Regions from separate parts of the Homo sapiens genome. Here regions 1 and 2 are each linked to region 3. The links are chromatin contacts, found by Hi-C in ENCODE. All regions are on one chromosome and are shown on one strand. Each heading gives the region's core, a stretch centred on a gene start or an enhancer-like site at or near the end of the contact. The rest is flanking DNA. Distances are from core to core; before and after follow the strand shown. Region 1 holds the start of LINC00652 (long intergenic non-protein coding RNA 652). Region 2 holds the start of KAT14 (lysine acetyltransferase 14). Region 3 holds the start of KIZ (kizuna centrosomal protein).

Evidence for each region. A loop is a pair of places that touch in the nucleus more often than their neighbours do. Pooled maps may share reads with other maps.
Region 1: a map of B cell shows a loop between it and region 3 (22-fold over the local background). The contact joins the promoter of LINC00652 here to the promoter of KIZ in region 3. A Hi-C loop is called at or near these places in 3 of 168 maps with a recorded cell type or tissue (B cell, CD4-positive, alpha-beta T cell and naive thymus-derived CD4-positive, alpha-beta T cell) and 9 of 50 pooled maps.
Region 2: a map of B cell shows a loop between it and region 3 (16-fold over the local background). The contact joins the promoter of KAT14 here to the promoter of KIZ in region 3. A Hi-C loop is called at or near these places in 3 of 168 maps with a recorded cell type or tissue (B cell, CD8-positive, alpha-beta T cell and ascending aorta) and 9 of 50 pooled maps.

What each region holds. Positions count from the first base shown.
Region 1 is chr20:18,792,179-18,796,976 of GRCh38, forward strand. It overlaps LINC00652 (long intergenic non-protein coding RNA 652), which reads right to left and starts at 2,406. Exons shown (of 4, transcript NR_026883.1): 1 at 1,990-2,406; 2 at 1,487-1,625. It overlaps LCDR (lysosome cell death regulator), which reads left to right and starts at 1,871. Exons shown (of 1, transcript NR_026885.1): 1 at 1,871-3,887. RefSeq lists an enhancer at 1,547-2,086.
Region 2 is chr20:18,136,077-18,140,839 of GRCh38, forward strand. KAT14 (lysine acetyltransferase 14) reads left to right here and starts at 1,787. Exons shown (of 11, transcript NM_001392073.1): 1 at 1,787-1,975. It overlaps PET117 (PET117 cytochrome c oxidase chaperone), which reads left to right and starts at 1,787. Exons shown (of 2, transcript NM_001164811.2): 1 at 1,787-1,975. The coding sequence starts at 1,880. RefSeq lists a silencer at 2,156-2,275.
Region 3 is chr20:21,124,758-21,129,706 of GRCh38, forward strand. KIZ (kizuna centrosomal protein) reads left to right here and starts at 1,325. Exons shown (of 13, transcript NM_018474.6): 1 at 1,325-1,447. The coding sequence starts at 1,359. RefSeq lists enhancers at 794-893, 1,794-1,843 and a silencer at 1,054-1,633.

The sequences.
Region 1 (4,798 bases), core at 1,156-3,655, 2.3 Mb before region 3:
CTCAGATCACCACTGAGTTTTGTGGTGGTCTGTTATGCAGCACATTATGTTATAATGGACAAATATAGGGCTATTAAGAGTAGAATAAGTAGAGGAGGATTCTTAGCGTGCTGTGGACAATGCTTGCAAAAGTGCTTGGCTTAGGGTAGTCACATAGCAAGCACCTAGTAACTATGAGAGAAATGGAGCTCATCAGGTTGATTGTATATCATATAATTTAAAGGTTAGAGTGAATCACATTAAATATTCTGAATGTCTGGACTGTCTGTTGATATCTTCCTATTAACTGACAGTAACTTTTCTCTCTCTTTTTTTTTTTGAGACGGAGTCTCGCTCTGTCGCCCAGGCTGGAGTGCAGTGGCCTGATCTCAGCTCACTGCAAGCTCCGCCTCCCAGGTTCACGCCATTCTCCTGCCTCAGCCTCCCAAGTAGCTGGGACCACAGGTGCCCGCCACCGTGCCCAGCTAATTTTTTGTATTTTTTCTTTTTTTTTAGTAGAGACGGGGTTTCACCGTGTTAGCCAGGATGGTCTCGTTCTCCTGACCTCCTGATCCGCCCACCTTGGCCTTCCAAAGTGCTGGGATTACAGGCATGAGCCACTGTGCCCGGCCACTTTTCTCTCTTTTTTTGTATCCTTTTCCCATGACTTCTTTACTATCTCTTCCCCAATCAGTATTTCGGTATCTATCTATGACTATCTATCTATGACATCCATCTGTCTATGACTCAGACCTGGGCTGAACTATATACTCGCCACATAGATTCTGCAATTAATATTCTGCTGTATTTGTTTTATGTATATGTCTACCTACGCTTGTATACATCCATCAATCCATCTTATTTTTTGATGCTTTTCAAATAAGTGGCAGACATCAGTGCTCTTCACCCCTATGGTGAATTTTGACAAATGCATACACTCATTATCCCTGAAGGTGTCCTTAGGCCCCTTTCCAGTTAAGTCTACCCCCAACTCCCAAGGTGAACTCTATTCTGATTTTTTTCCCACCATAGATTAGTTTTGCCTGTTTTAGAACTTCATATAAATGAAATTGTACATGGTGTAATCTTTTGTGTCCAGCTTCTTTCATTAGCAAAATATTTTCAAGTACCTGTGTTGTTATAAGGGTCCTCATTTTAAAACGAATAATTTGACAAGATCTTTGCAAACTGATCTTTACTTTAAAATTTTGGACTTCTCTGATGTGTATGTAAATACAGTAACCACCTTTAAATTAAATAGCCTAAATACAGTAACCACTTGAACTAAGCCTCTGAAACAGACATCTCTCCCATGTGTCTGTCAGACCTTGTCTTTCTGTTTTCATGCTCCCCACATCCCCCTACCTTGTTTAGCATTGATAAACATTTCAAAACTGCAGAGGGAATTTATCATATTTGTCTCAAGGGCACAGCGCTTTTGATTTACTGTGTTCAGTAAGATGCAGGGGGCTAACCAACCTCTTAGGATTAACTGCATTTGACTTACCTTCAAAAGGTCATCAGCAGTACATCCTTAGTAGGCCTCACAATAGTGTGTCCACAATACGGGTTAGTGGGAGTGATTGAAAGGCTTGGAGAGTTGTCCTTCTGGGTTTGCTCTGGTTGGGCGATCAGAGTCCATAGCACTGGGTGGGAAAACATGAAAGAAAATAAGTGAAAGTGACATGTTCCTCCAGAATAGCTAAAGGTCAGCGCTCACCCCATTCAACCACTGTATTCCCTAGACTTAGCATGAGGCGGTTTCTAAAAATCAAAGCCACACTTAGCGTGGTAATGTGGCTTTGTACCATGTCAACCTAGCTAAGCGGGAACTACGTTTCCCAGAATTCCTTGCCTGTAGGTTTCCGGGGTTAGCACACGCCACGTGACCTGATGCGGGCTTCGTGAGGCGGAAGTGACGCAGTGTTGTCGTCTCGTAGGCTTGAAAGGTAGGTGCCCGACATTAGGGACTGTCGCAGCCCGGGGAATTGTCCCCATCTGCTGGCTTACCTTGTGGGCGTGGATCCCCTCTAACTTTCCTAATTCCCGGGCGGCCCGCGGGCCTGCGGCAGATTCAGCTCTCAGGACTCCACTTTCAGTTTCTTCCACTTCTGGGGCAGGCTGCTTGTCCTGCCACTCTCAGGCCCCCCACCAGACACGGCAGCAACAGCTGTTCCTAAGTGTTCAACTCGCTCCTTCCCGCAAATGTAGAAGCTCAAATCCCTATAGCAAATTCCATATTCTATGTCATTCTTAATGCTTCCGTCTCTCTGGTTGAATCTAGATTGGATACAATCAGTGATGCACATTTACCAGACAGAGGATGTGCAGCGTTTACTGTTGATTTCTCTCTTTTCCTCCCTATCACCTCAGTTTAGTTCCAGGATCCACACTCCTCCACCATAGTCAGGAGATTCAGGGAAAGTTGGCAGGGTTCAGCTTTCAAGTTGACCCTTGATGAACCATGGTCAATCCTGTTAAGAGGCGTGAAAGCCAATCCCAGCCAATGAGACTGGGGAGAAATCACTGAAGAACTTGTGGAAAACAGACCCTCTGGATAAAAGACACGTGTGGGGAAAAAGGGGCTTTTTAATGTTATTCTGGATGTTTCCCAAAAGTACTGCTGCTGCCTTGCCTCCCTGACAGACACTGGCCTTAGGATGACATGCGGCAGGAAGGAAGGACGGATCTGGGGTTTTTCAAGACTCACTGAGATGCACAAGGAACCAACCCTCAAGTAGCCAACTCGTTCCTGTTTGCATGTGTCGACTGAAAAGAATCAAAATAAACAAAATATAACTATTTCTAAGAGGTTACAACTTGCAGGCAGGAAGCAGGCCTCTACCTGAGGCCATAAAGCATACTTTGAAGGAGAAAAGGTAGGTATTTATGCTAGGTGGAGAGGTAGGATATACGTATTCTGTAGCATACAGGAGAAGCCTATGAAAATTCATGGAGGAAACTCGTTAGAGACACGCACTGGGCTTACATATGAAGAATATCCAAAAGCGGATGACCTGTGTTCACTCTGGGGTGAAGATTTAACATTTAAATGTATTATAATTAGGCTGTAAATGCAAAAAGGTGAAACATAGGGCACAAGTTCACGATCTGTGCAATCTCCAGAGACCAGTCTGATCTAGCCTGCAGCTGGCAGTCATCTGTCAAGAAGGGGCTCTTTGTAGCCCAGAGTAGCTGTCAGGTTGGAACCATAAAACCAAAAGGAGGGCATCGGCGGTTAGGTGAAGAAAAGAAGTCTTTTGGCCTTTTTTCCTCTTCAAGTCAGCTTTTGATAAGATCTAGTAATAATAAGGGGATGGGTGTGGCTGCAGGTGGGACATGTCGGTTCTCTGTCCTGTCACAGCTAAGAACTAAGAACTTTAGAGTCTTTCAGCCATAGAGGGTCCTGTCATCCATTGAAGGGATCAGTCCATTGGGATTTTGCCAGTTTTAGCATTGATGCTGTGTCCTGGGAAACCCCTGAATACTTATCATAGCAGAAGTTCAGCCACTGTAGCCCTACCTCAGGACCGCTTTTATGGGAAAGAATAATTCCTTTAACTGCTTGAGCCATTTGAGTTGTGGCTGCTTTTGGTACTTGTAATAAATTGAAAGCATCTTGAATGTTCTGGGACAGTAAAAGAATGTGCCTTTGTTTCTGACAGCAATTATAAAATCAATTATATGTTTATATTCTAAAAAATGTTTTGAGTAATGCTGACATCATTGGAAAAGTGCATCACTTAGAAAATGTATCTGTGTGTCAATTTTGTTTGTTCAAAATCAGTTTCATTAATTTGTGGGAAGATACACCTTGTACATTTTACCTAATTAAAAAAAATATTGCCAGTTGAGTATACTTGTGATATATTCAAAGATAAATAAACTTTTTCAATTTTAGATATTCATATGTCTTTGGGCCTTTGTTTAGTTTTGTCCTAAAATAGGAATGCTTTTATATGGGCCAGATTCCTGCAGTGATGATATCTGGGAAGGAAGGGAGGGCATGATCTTTGTTCTATGTGTTTAAAAGTCTCAAATGAGTTACTGGGATGTAAAAAATATATTCGCACATGAGTTTGGTACAGTTCGGTGATTTTTTTTTTTTTTTTTGAAAGAAAGAAAGGTTTCCAAGGCTTGACACTGTCCTGTGGGTGTGGTCAATTAATTGCATTATTGGTCCCGACTCTTTACACCTACCCTTTGCCATGTAGCCTGGTAGTGGCCTCTCACTATGACACTAGGATTTCCCATGTGATGTTCTTTGGCCAATAGGTGCAAGCAAAGGTTTGAAGAGCACTGGGGAGTTGGGATTGTTTGCTCATATCTCTGCTTTCATGATGACAGTGTGCCTTGGTTAGCCTGGGGAGAATGAGTGTCACATGGTCCAAGCACCACTATTGCCACAGCTGATGATAAGTCAGATAACTGCCAGATTTAAGTGGGCCCAGAGGAGACCAGAAGAATCACCCAGCTGAACCCAGCCTAAATTGCTGACACATTAACTCATGAGCTAAATAAATGCTTATTGCTTTAAGCCACTAAGTTCCGGGGAGGTTTGTTGTGTAGCATTATTGTGGCAATTCATAACCAAGACATCTTTAAAGCATTAGGGACATTTTGGGAAGGGCTGTAAGAGTTAAATATGTTGGCTTTATAGGCAGTTGTACCTTACACAGTTTAACTCAGAAGTTACTCAGTAATCACCCATTTATGCATGTGTATGTCTTATTCAAAGATGTGTGCAACAGTACCATTTTAAGTATATATGTGTGTCTTTATGCCTTTTGCCTTGCCCCAAAATGGGAGTGCCCTCAGA
Region 2 (4,763 bases), core at 537-3,036, 3.0 Mb before region 3:
TCGCTTGAATCTGGGAGGCAAAGGTTGCAGTGAGATCACCCCACAGCACTCCAGCCTGGGCGACGGAGTGAGACCCTGTCTCAATTAAAAAGAAGAAAAGAAAAGAAAAAGAAAAAAATAGTTGCTTCTCAGTTTGATGATATGCAGTCACTCTCACAAATCAGTAATTTATGCGACAATAATCACGGAAAATATACTGCTTAGGCTTATAAATATTTAAACAGATAAACATACTTTTTTTTTTTTGCAAGACCTCCCTCAGTCCCCCAACCCACTTTTTTATTTGACACAGTTAATAATAAATGATTTCTTAAAAGTAGAATACTTTTTTTTTTGCTTCTAGTATCCTGAAAATAAAGAAAAGAGTACATTTCAAGAAAACAAGTTGAAAAATTAGTCACAATAAAATGAAAGGCGATTGATCTAATTCCCTGATGTACACTCTAAGGACATACAGCTCTGTTGAAGGCTCACTGATTTACAGGGGAAAATATCTAGGATATACCACGAATAAAAAGAAGTCTAATATAATTTTTAAAGAGAAATATGCAAATACACCCTGAACTGAATTTCTTCTCAAAGTTCATTACAGCAAGAACTCCATTTTCCAATTCAGTGGTACATTCTCTCTAGGCTGCAAAAAATGCTGTGGACAAAATGACATTTGGAAAAGGTATCTTTAAAGATACCTTTAAGAGCAATAGTCCCCTTATGCCATTTACGCTCACATAAGAGACTGGAATAGCAAAGCACTATGAACAGTAATGAATGTTGTAAAACTCCCTGGTGAGGCTTAATCAATACTGCCTATAGCCGTGTCCACCGGAAGAAGCTCGTTCTCTGTGAATTCTAGTGGGAAAGAATGATTGAATGATGAACACGTTTTCACTGGTTGCTCTATCAGATACTTAAAAGTTTCTGGGAGGCCTTGCCTTTTTTACCCGAGGAAGAAGTGAAAATGCGTCTTGCACAATTGCTTAACTATTCCCAACGCAAGACTTCTTTATATCATTTATTTCCCTTGTATTACTGGCGCGGAAACTTGGGTGTAAAAGTGATCACAAAGATTACATGGGGCCAGGCGCGGTGGCTCACGCCTGTAATCCTCTCGGGAGGCTGAGGCAGGAGAATCGCTTGAATCCGGTAAGGTTGCAGTGAGCCGAGATCGCGCCACTGCACTCCAGCCTGGGCGATAGACAGAGACTCTGTATCAAAATTATAATAATAATAATAATAATAATCCGAGCCTGACCAGTCGCCCCACAGCGTCAAGGTGAAACCAGGTGACCGCGACTACAGCGTTTAATAATGGGTCCTCAGGCAAAAACTCCACGGATGGGAACCCCGCGCCTCTGAAGCTGCCTAACGAGGCGGTCTCCTGGTGGCGCCTGCCCCGCCAAAGGAGCAATGAGGGGGCTGCGTTTAGGCGAAGCCGGTATTGGGCGAAGCTTCTGGATCAGTCAGGGGCTCAGAAGGGACGTCTGTGGGAGAGGGGTCAGCACGGTATCCAGACCCCGCCCGGGGTGAGGTTGGTACTGAACTGACTGAGGGGCATGGAACCCCCACCCTCCACCCTGGTAAGGTGCCGGGGCCAGTTTGGGCCGGGACTCCTAGAATTTGAATCGGGGGTGGTCTAACGCTGTCGCCTGCGGGGTGTGCAGGAGGCCCCTAGTGAAGCCAAGAGTTCGTAGAGCCTGGGCGCCGCTCTATGCTCGGCTCTCGATTGCTCACGCCTGGCAGCGGCGAGCGGCGCACGCGACGGCTGGGGCTCTGCGCTCGAGGGGTCGAGCCTGGGCAGTACAGGCGGCGGTGCGCACTCTGCGGCGGCCTCTGCGCCTCGGGCGGGCGGGAGAGAGAGGCCGCGGCCGCCAGCGTGGGGATGTCTAGGAGCTCGAAGGTGGTGCTGGGCCTCTCGGTGCTGCTGACGGCGGCCACAGTGGCCGGCGTACATGTGAAGCAGCAGTGGGACCAGCAGGTCGGTGTCACGTGACCGTCTCTTCCGGGCCCGCGCGCGCGGCGTCGACCTGGGGCCTCTCGTGGTCTCTGCCCGCTCGGTTCCTCAGCTCCTCTTCGTGTCTTTCCCCCGCGGTGGCGCGGCCCTGCACCCCACGCGTTTGCGGCTGCGGCCGGCGGCCGCTCTGCTGGGCTCCGGGCGCTGCAGCTCCCGGCGGGCGTGTGCAGCCCGCAGATTCAGGACGACCCGGCTGCCCGGCTTAGCGCCTTTGGAGCTCCGCGCTGAAGGGGCCTTGCTCCGCACAGGCACGGCACGCAAGCTTTTGGGGTGCCCAGTGGCTCTGTTTTCAAGTCACAGCCGGCCCGCAGGGTGCGGACCTTTCCACATCTCACTTGGGCCGCTAGAAAATAGAAGGTGGGGAAGGAGTTTCTTGGGGTGCATTCTGCAAGCTACCAGCCTCCCTCCTGGCCCAAGGTTGGGGTTAAAGCCTAATGTGTTTTACGTGCTATTGATTTTATCCCATGGTAAGGGAGCCCCCCTTCCCCGTACTCACTCTCCATGCCTTTGACCAAGATAATTTGGTGAGATGTTTGCACTTCTCGTTTAAATGAACAGTTTGCTATGGAAACTAGAATCTGGGAACGATAGAGATAACAGTCTCCAGATTTTTTTTTTTGGTACTTTTATTTCAGGAAATATCCGTGACCTGCTGATCAGCAGTGACTATTCTGTCCTCTCAGTTCATATTTTCTTTCTTATTCAAGTTGACAGACCTTTAATGGGTGATTACTGTGTGGAAGCTACCTCACTAAGCACCTTGGGAATACAAAGATAAGGAAACTCCACTCTTCCAGAGTCTATCAGTGATTCACGACCTTGCTGAGAACAGGGTCATTGGTGAATTTTCAGAAAACAACTTGGCAGTGATTGGGGTTGAACCTAGTTCACCAAGGGTGAAAATAATGGACTGGATGAATCAAGAGTAAACAGTCTTTTCTTGATTTGCCTACCCAGACCTTTGGACTGTGCTATGTGCTTGATATACAGAGATGAAGTGGATGAGGTCTTTGTTCTTGGTGTTCACAGACTGTGGAAATTAGAAGAGAGGAAGCATGTGATGGTACAAGAATTTTGACGAGGGGTTGAGATGACTTAACAATGAAAGGGCACAGGAGAGATCAGAGATTTGGGATTAAAATGTGCTCCTAAGGGGCTGGCTTTTGGAATAGAGGCAGAAGACTTCCGCCTCTTACAAGGAAAAGTAAAAGATGTTGATCCTGGGAAAACTTGAGATGGAGTAAAATTTAGTATGACAGATGATCTGACGTCAGTGAAGTGATGTTTGAAGGGTTTGGGTAGGGATGGATTAGAGCTTGGCTTTGGACCCTAACTGAACATCAAATGTTCCCGGAAAGTTTTTACAATGTGACTAAGGCTTGGTCCCCACCCCAGACCATTTAAACCAGAATCTCCTGGGGATGGGGACCTGGTTCAACAATGTTTTAAAAGTAACCCAGAGAATTTTAACACAGGACTAAGCACCATTGTGTTACAGAGTGGAAAAGTGGTTATTTGGAAGTTAGAGCTGAAGAACCAAAATAACGTGTGTGTGTGTGTGTGTGTGTGTGTGTGTGTGTGTGTGTGTTTATTTTTTTTCCTTTTATGTCCGGTTCTTCATTAGGGGCTTACATTGTATTAATAGCAGTGGGAAAGACTAGGACAAATGATTAGCACAGTGGATGTGTCGGAAGGTTCAAGGAAGCAAGAAATTAAATAATGAATATTGATTCCTGACCGTCTACCACATACCAGGCAGTGTATTAAGCACTTTATGTATATCATCTGTAATCCTCACAGTAACCTAGCAAAAATTAAGCAGTGCTACATGAGGAGCCAGAGTTCTAGGTGTTAGGGTTGGAAGAATAAAGAGGTCTTTAGTGATTAGTAAGGAAAGTTGTTAGAAAGGTAGTTCAGTGAGGGTCACAGGAAGGATGTGTGAGGCAATCAGCATAGACCTTGAAACCTAGAGGAAGATAGCAAATGATGGGATGGAGAGCCAGATCATAAGCACACGTGACATCTCTGAGAAGGAAGGGTAGGATCTGGGAGGCAGGTGTGGAAGGAATGATTCTGGTGAATGGTGTGGGCTTGGGAGGGTGGGTATCGGTGTGTCATGGTGTAAGAAGCACAGGACAGGAAGACCTGCAGTTGGGGGAGTGGAATAAGCACCTCCGTTTTTGTCTCAGTGGTGATCTTGCCAAGGGTGCATGGTTCAAGACAGTTGTGTTTCAGTTGAGTTATATCAATCCCGGGACTCCTTCAAATCCCTCATAATGAAGCTGTAGGCCTGGAGGAGGTCCAGCAAGTAGGTATTATATTAGGTGAGTTTTTAAAAATAGGTAAAATAATTTGGAAAAAACCCCACAAACATACGCAGGCCCTGGGCCCCACTCCCATTAATTCTACTCTATATAGCCACTATTAAAAACCATTTATTGGCCAGGCACGGTAGCTCATGCCTGTAATCCCAGCACTTTGGGAGGCTGAGGCAGGCAGATCATTTGAGGTCAGGAGTTCGAGACCAGCCTGGCCAACGTGGTGAAACCCCGTCTCTACTAAAAATACAAAAAAATTAGCCAGGCCTGGTGGCGCACGCCTGTAATCTCAGCTACTGGGGAGGCTGAGGCACAAGAATCGCTTTAACTCAGAAGGTGGAGATTGCAGTGAGCTAAGATCGTGCCATGGAGCCAAGATCTCCAGCCTGGGTGACAGAACGAGACTCCTTCTCAAAAAAAAAAAAAAAAAACCA
Region 3 (4,949 bases), core at 75-2,574:
AGACTAAAGAAACTCTACAGGCCGGGCATGGTGGCTCATGCAAGTAATCCTAACACTTTGGGAGGCCAAGGTGGGTGGATCACCTGAGGTTGGGAGTTCAAGACCAGCCTGGCCAACATGGTGAAACCCCGTCTCTCCTTAAAATATAAAAAATACCAAAAAAAACAAAAATTATCTGGGTGTGGTAGCGCACACCTGTAATCCCAGTTATTCAGGAGGCTGAGGCACGAGAATCTTTTGAACCCGGGAGGCAGAGCTTGCAGTGAGCCGAGATCACGCCACTGCACTCCAGCCTGGGCAACAGAGTGAGACTCTGTCTCAAAAAAAAAAAAAAAAAAAAGGAAAGGAAGGCAGAGAAGCAGGCTAAGGCTTAATTTTTCTGCCCAGTGGGTTTTGAAATATGGTTGGCTTCCTTCAGGAAGCTTTTTCCCGACGTTGGTGATGATAATAAAACCTGATGCTTTCTATGTGCTGGGCCCACTTATAAACACTAACACATATTAACAATCGAATCCTAAACTAATCCTGTGTTAACAGCCTCCCACTTTACATATGAGGAAACCTGGGGTGACTTGCACACGGCTTGGCAGCTGGGACGTGGATAGGGAATGTACACCCAGGCAGTCTGGCTCCCGGGCTCCTGCTAGAGGATCCTACAGGACATTAGGAGCATTGTCCCTTAGAGCTGTCTGCACAAACGTCTGCTTCCCAAGCAACTAGTTATCAACTTTTCCCTCTCGCCAACGATACTGGCACCTGGAACAATCCTTAGATTCAGCACGGATTTTCGAGTAAGGGGTTGGTCCACTGTCGGGGCTGAGCACGGCTGTTTAGCATTTGAGGGTTTGTCTTTTTTTACTTGGTGTTTTGTGTCGCTTTTGAGTGCTGATATAATAGAACAAGCTTAGTACAGTGCCTGGCACTCAACAAATCCTGGCAAGAAAGGAGATCGAGGAAAAGAAGCAAGCGAGAGACGAAAGAAAGGGAGGGAATGCGCCTTGTAACATTAACGTAGCTTGTGCGAATCCTGGAAGGTGAGGGGAAAGGAGACACCGCGTCAAGGGAGAGAGGAGAGGGCACCGAGCGCCCGCCCCTCCGACGTGGTCCGCCCCGGCCTCACGACGCCCCGCCTCTGCCACGCCTCTTCCCCGCCCCATGCAGGTCTTCGTCCCGCCCCCCACAAAGCCGGCTTCCGCCCCGTCCCTCAGCGGCGCCCCGCCCCCACGGCGTCTTGCCCCGCCTCCTGCAGGCGGCCCGGCGCGGTGTTTACCCGCGGTGCATGGTGGGGCGGTCTCCTTCGGCAACCCCGGCCGAACGGCCACCCAGAGGCTGTGCTGAGCTGGCGCAGCGGCAGCAGCATGAGCCGGACCCTCGCATCGGCCGTGCCCCTGTCGAGTCCCGACTACTACGAGAGGCTGGGCCAACTCCAGCACGGGCTGCGGGACAGGTAAGGGCACTGGGGCGGGGGTGGGGAGTCGGCCCGCGCCGGGGGTCTTCCGCGTGCCCTGCCCCATTTTCCTTCCCGCTCCCCCGTCCGAGGTTCCCCGGGGCCCAGGCCCGCGCGCAACGCCCCCCAGGCTCCCAGTGGGGCCTGGAGGACAGTGTTTACTAGAGCCACCCCCTGTATTGGGGGTGGGAGCGGAGAGAGGTGAGAGACCGCCCCCGCCCCGTCAATAGCAGCTAAAGCCTGGTCTACGGTTTGAGGATGCGGCCGCGTCACAGAATTTGCCCAGAAGTGAAGGTGGGAGTTCTTCTGCCTGTCACTCTCCATCAAGCCTTGTGAGTTTCTCTTGTCCCCTTTTACACGCCCCCTCCCCACTCTCTTCAAATTGCCATCCCGCCGTGACAGCTGCACTGCATCAATGATGACAAGTCCTGGAACGCAGACGGTTGTGTGTGTGTGTGTCAAACATGTGCCCCCGTTTAAACTCAGGAGACTTTTAGGGGTAGCGAGGGCTGGCTAGATTTCCAGCGAAGGGATGAAATTTCCAGCTAGAGAAGTCCAGCTTCCAGAGGGTTCATGATGCCTTTGATTAAGATATGAAAGATGGGAACCACTGAAAACAGCTAGATCTAAGAGTGCATATAGAGAGAAAATTATACCGCAATGTACTATGAATAACCACGTAAAAGATAAATTGCTGGACCTCTTATTTAGCTGCTAAGTTAATTGGAGTTGTAACTCTCATTAGTTGACAAGAAAGGAAATACATTTTTGGATCTCTTGATAAACAAAACATTTAATGAGTGTTAAAAGTTACAAAATCATTCTAGTGAACAGGAGAGCTGTGTGCGTGACAGTGCTAAAATGATAACAATAATTACATGGAAAATAAAGGCAGAAGTGAGCGATTTTGAAAAGGAATTACATTTATCTTACGCTAGATTTAATTCTTGTCAGATATTTATAGAGCATCTACAACAGGCTTCCTTAATTGTCGTTAGCATTTTTTTTACCTTGTACTCCTTTTCTACGTCCTATTTTCTTTCTGACATGTCACCGCTCACCCATATCAGTGACCTCTTAATTTCTGACTTTAAAAAGAAATCTCTTCCTGTAGAGCCTTCCCTGTTTCAACCCATTCCCTAACTTTTGTGACTCTTGGCATTCTTACAGCACTCATAAATGGCATTCTTTTTGAACTATTAATTGTAAGTTATTTTTGTTTCCTGTGCTAGGAACACCTGGCTGTTTATAGTCCTTATGGCACAATAACTGTATAATAATTATGTACTTTATGATTAACACTTATTTAATTATTAAACAAGGTGAGGCTGTTGAAAATATATAAGGAATGTGAATCAAATTTTATAGCCTGTTCACGGTTCTGCATTTCGAGATTTGTTTTATTTTTAAGTCAGTACAAATCTGTTGCTGTGTGTGTTCATTTTTCATTTTAAGAATTTATAACTAACTCAAATTAATGCACACTGGACACAGTTATAGAGGCAAATAATTCTAGATACAGAAAAGGCTGCAGTAGAAATATCAAAACCTGGATTCTAGTCCACGAACAATTGTGTGACCTTGAGCAGGTTGTTCCACCTCTCTGAACCTTGGTTCTTTACCAGGAATGAGGGGGCTTGACTAATATGCAAAGTAAGGCCACAGATTTTTTTCTTTCTCTCTTTGCTAGAATAATGGGCCTTAAAGTAAAAAAAGAAAAAAAAGCTGAAAGCTGTAGTTTTGCAAAGCAATGTGTAAAGAATATTATTGTCTGTATCCAATTTGAGTGTTTGGATGTACCTTTTTGTTTGTTTGTTTATTTGTTTGAAACATAGTCTCACTCTGTCACCCAGGCTGGAGTGCAATGGCATGATCTCAGCTCACTGCAACCCCCACCTCCCAGGTTCAAGCGATTGTCCTGCCTCAGCCTCCCTAGTAGCTGGGATTACAGGCGCCCACCACCAACCCCAGCTAATTTTTGTATTTTTAGTGGAGATGGGGTTTCACCATGTTGGCCAGGCTGATCTCGAACCCCTGACCTCAGGTGATCTGCCTGCCTCTGCCTTCCAAAGTGTTGGGATTACAGGTGTGAGCCACTGCACCCGGCCTTGGTTGTACCTTTTTAAACAAAGAAACACAAAGCATCCCACTGATCACAGATACCACTGTCTCCTAAAATTCCTGAGTCATTTCATAGGGAGCAACCCTGGGTAGTCACAGCTGCTTTATCAATCCAGAAACTTCTGGGAAGTGGGAGACAAAAAAAAACTCCCTCTTTCTCAGCCCTTTTAGAGGTGGTCATTGCAATGTTAGCTGGTCAAATAACCAGCATATTTCCAGCCCAAGTCATGTTAGCTGTAGTTACACGTAGATGTAATTTTATCGTCTGAATGTTTTCCTATGTGTGTACAGTGTTTTTTCTGCATTGTGGTGAAAGTCAATAATTGAATCTAAAAGAGTCTAATGGAGTGACTTGTTACAGTGTGTATAGCACCCACAAGCATGGTAGAAACTTATAAGTGGAATTGGCTCTTACGGTTATACAAAAACATCCTTTTAAAAGGGCCCATTAGCCAGCCGCGGTTTTTTCAGTGCCTATATTGATTCAGAGTAAGATATCATAATAGTCTAGAAACTGACACTGAGATATTAGTAGAGTAAGCTGAAGATGGTATAGAATTGTGGTATCGAGACAAAAACAGAATAACAAGTGGCTTAAAAGTAGAAAACTCAGCAAGATAAGGACCACTTAGCTGTGTAAAACTGAAAGGTCCAAGTGAGGGGTGACTGAAAACATGAACTATGGGTAAGCATCCCAGGGATGGGTATTTCAAAGATTCTGAATAGAGATTTAATATGTAAGAATTGCAAGCCATGGAAAGGCTTTTCATTGAGGCAAATATCTGGTTTTTAGTATTAAATTTTAAAAAGACATGGAGGGCTCAGCATTCTGAGGTGCTGCAGTGTGGATGAGGGGCTAGAAAATAGGCCTGTGAAGAAGAGTTAACAAGATTACCACCGTTTTGCCTGGGAGAGAAAGCCAAGAGGAGTTTGATTATCAGGGTATGAAGTGTTATGATAGAGAAGTGTGAGCAGCAGATGTCTGCATCTGCTGAAGATGTTTTACAAATAAATTTTACATTCATTACTAAGAAGAACTTGCTGCTTGGGAGGTGGTGGATTTCCAAAGTGACTGTGGTCCTTTTTCACTAGAAGTCATAGGTGAATTTTAGAAATTATTTTAAAGTGGCTGGGCGTGGTGGCTCACACCTATAATCCCGGCACTTTGAGAGGCAGAGGCGGGTGGATCACCTGAGGTGAGGAGTTTGAGACCAGCCTGGCCAACATGGCAAAACCCCGTCTCTACTAAAAATACAAAAATTAATTGGGTGTGGTGGCGCATGCCTGTAATCCTAGCTACTTGGGAAACTGAAACAGAATCCCTTAAACCCAGGAGGGAGAGGTTGCAGTGAGCTGAGATTGTGCCATTGTACTCCAGCTT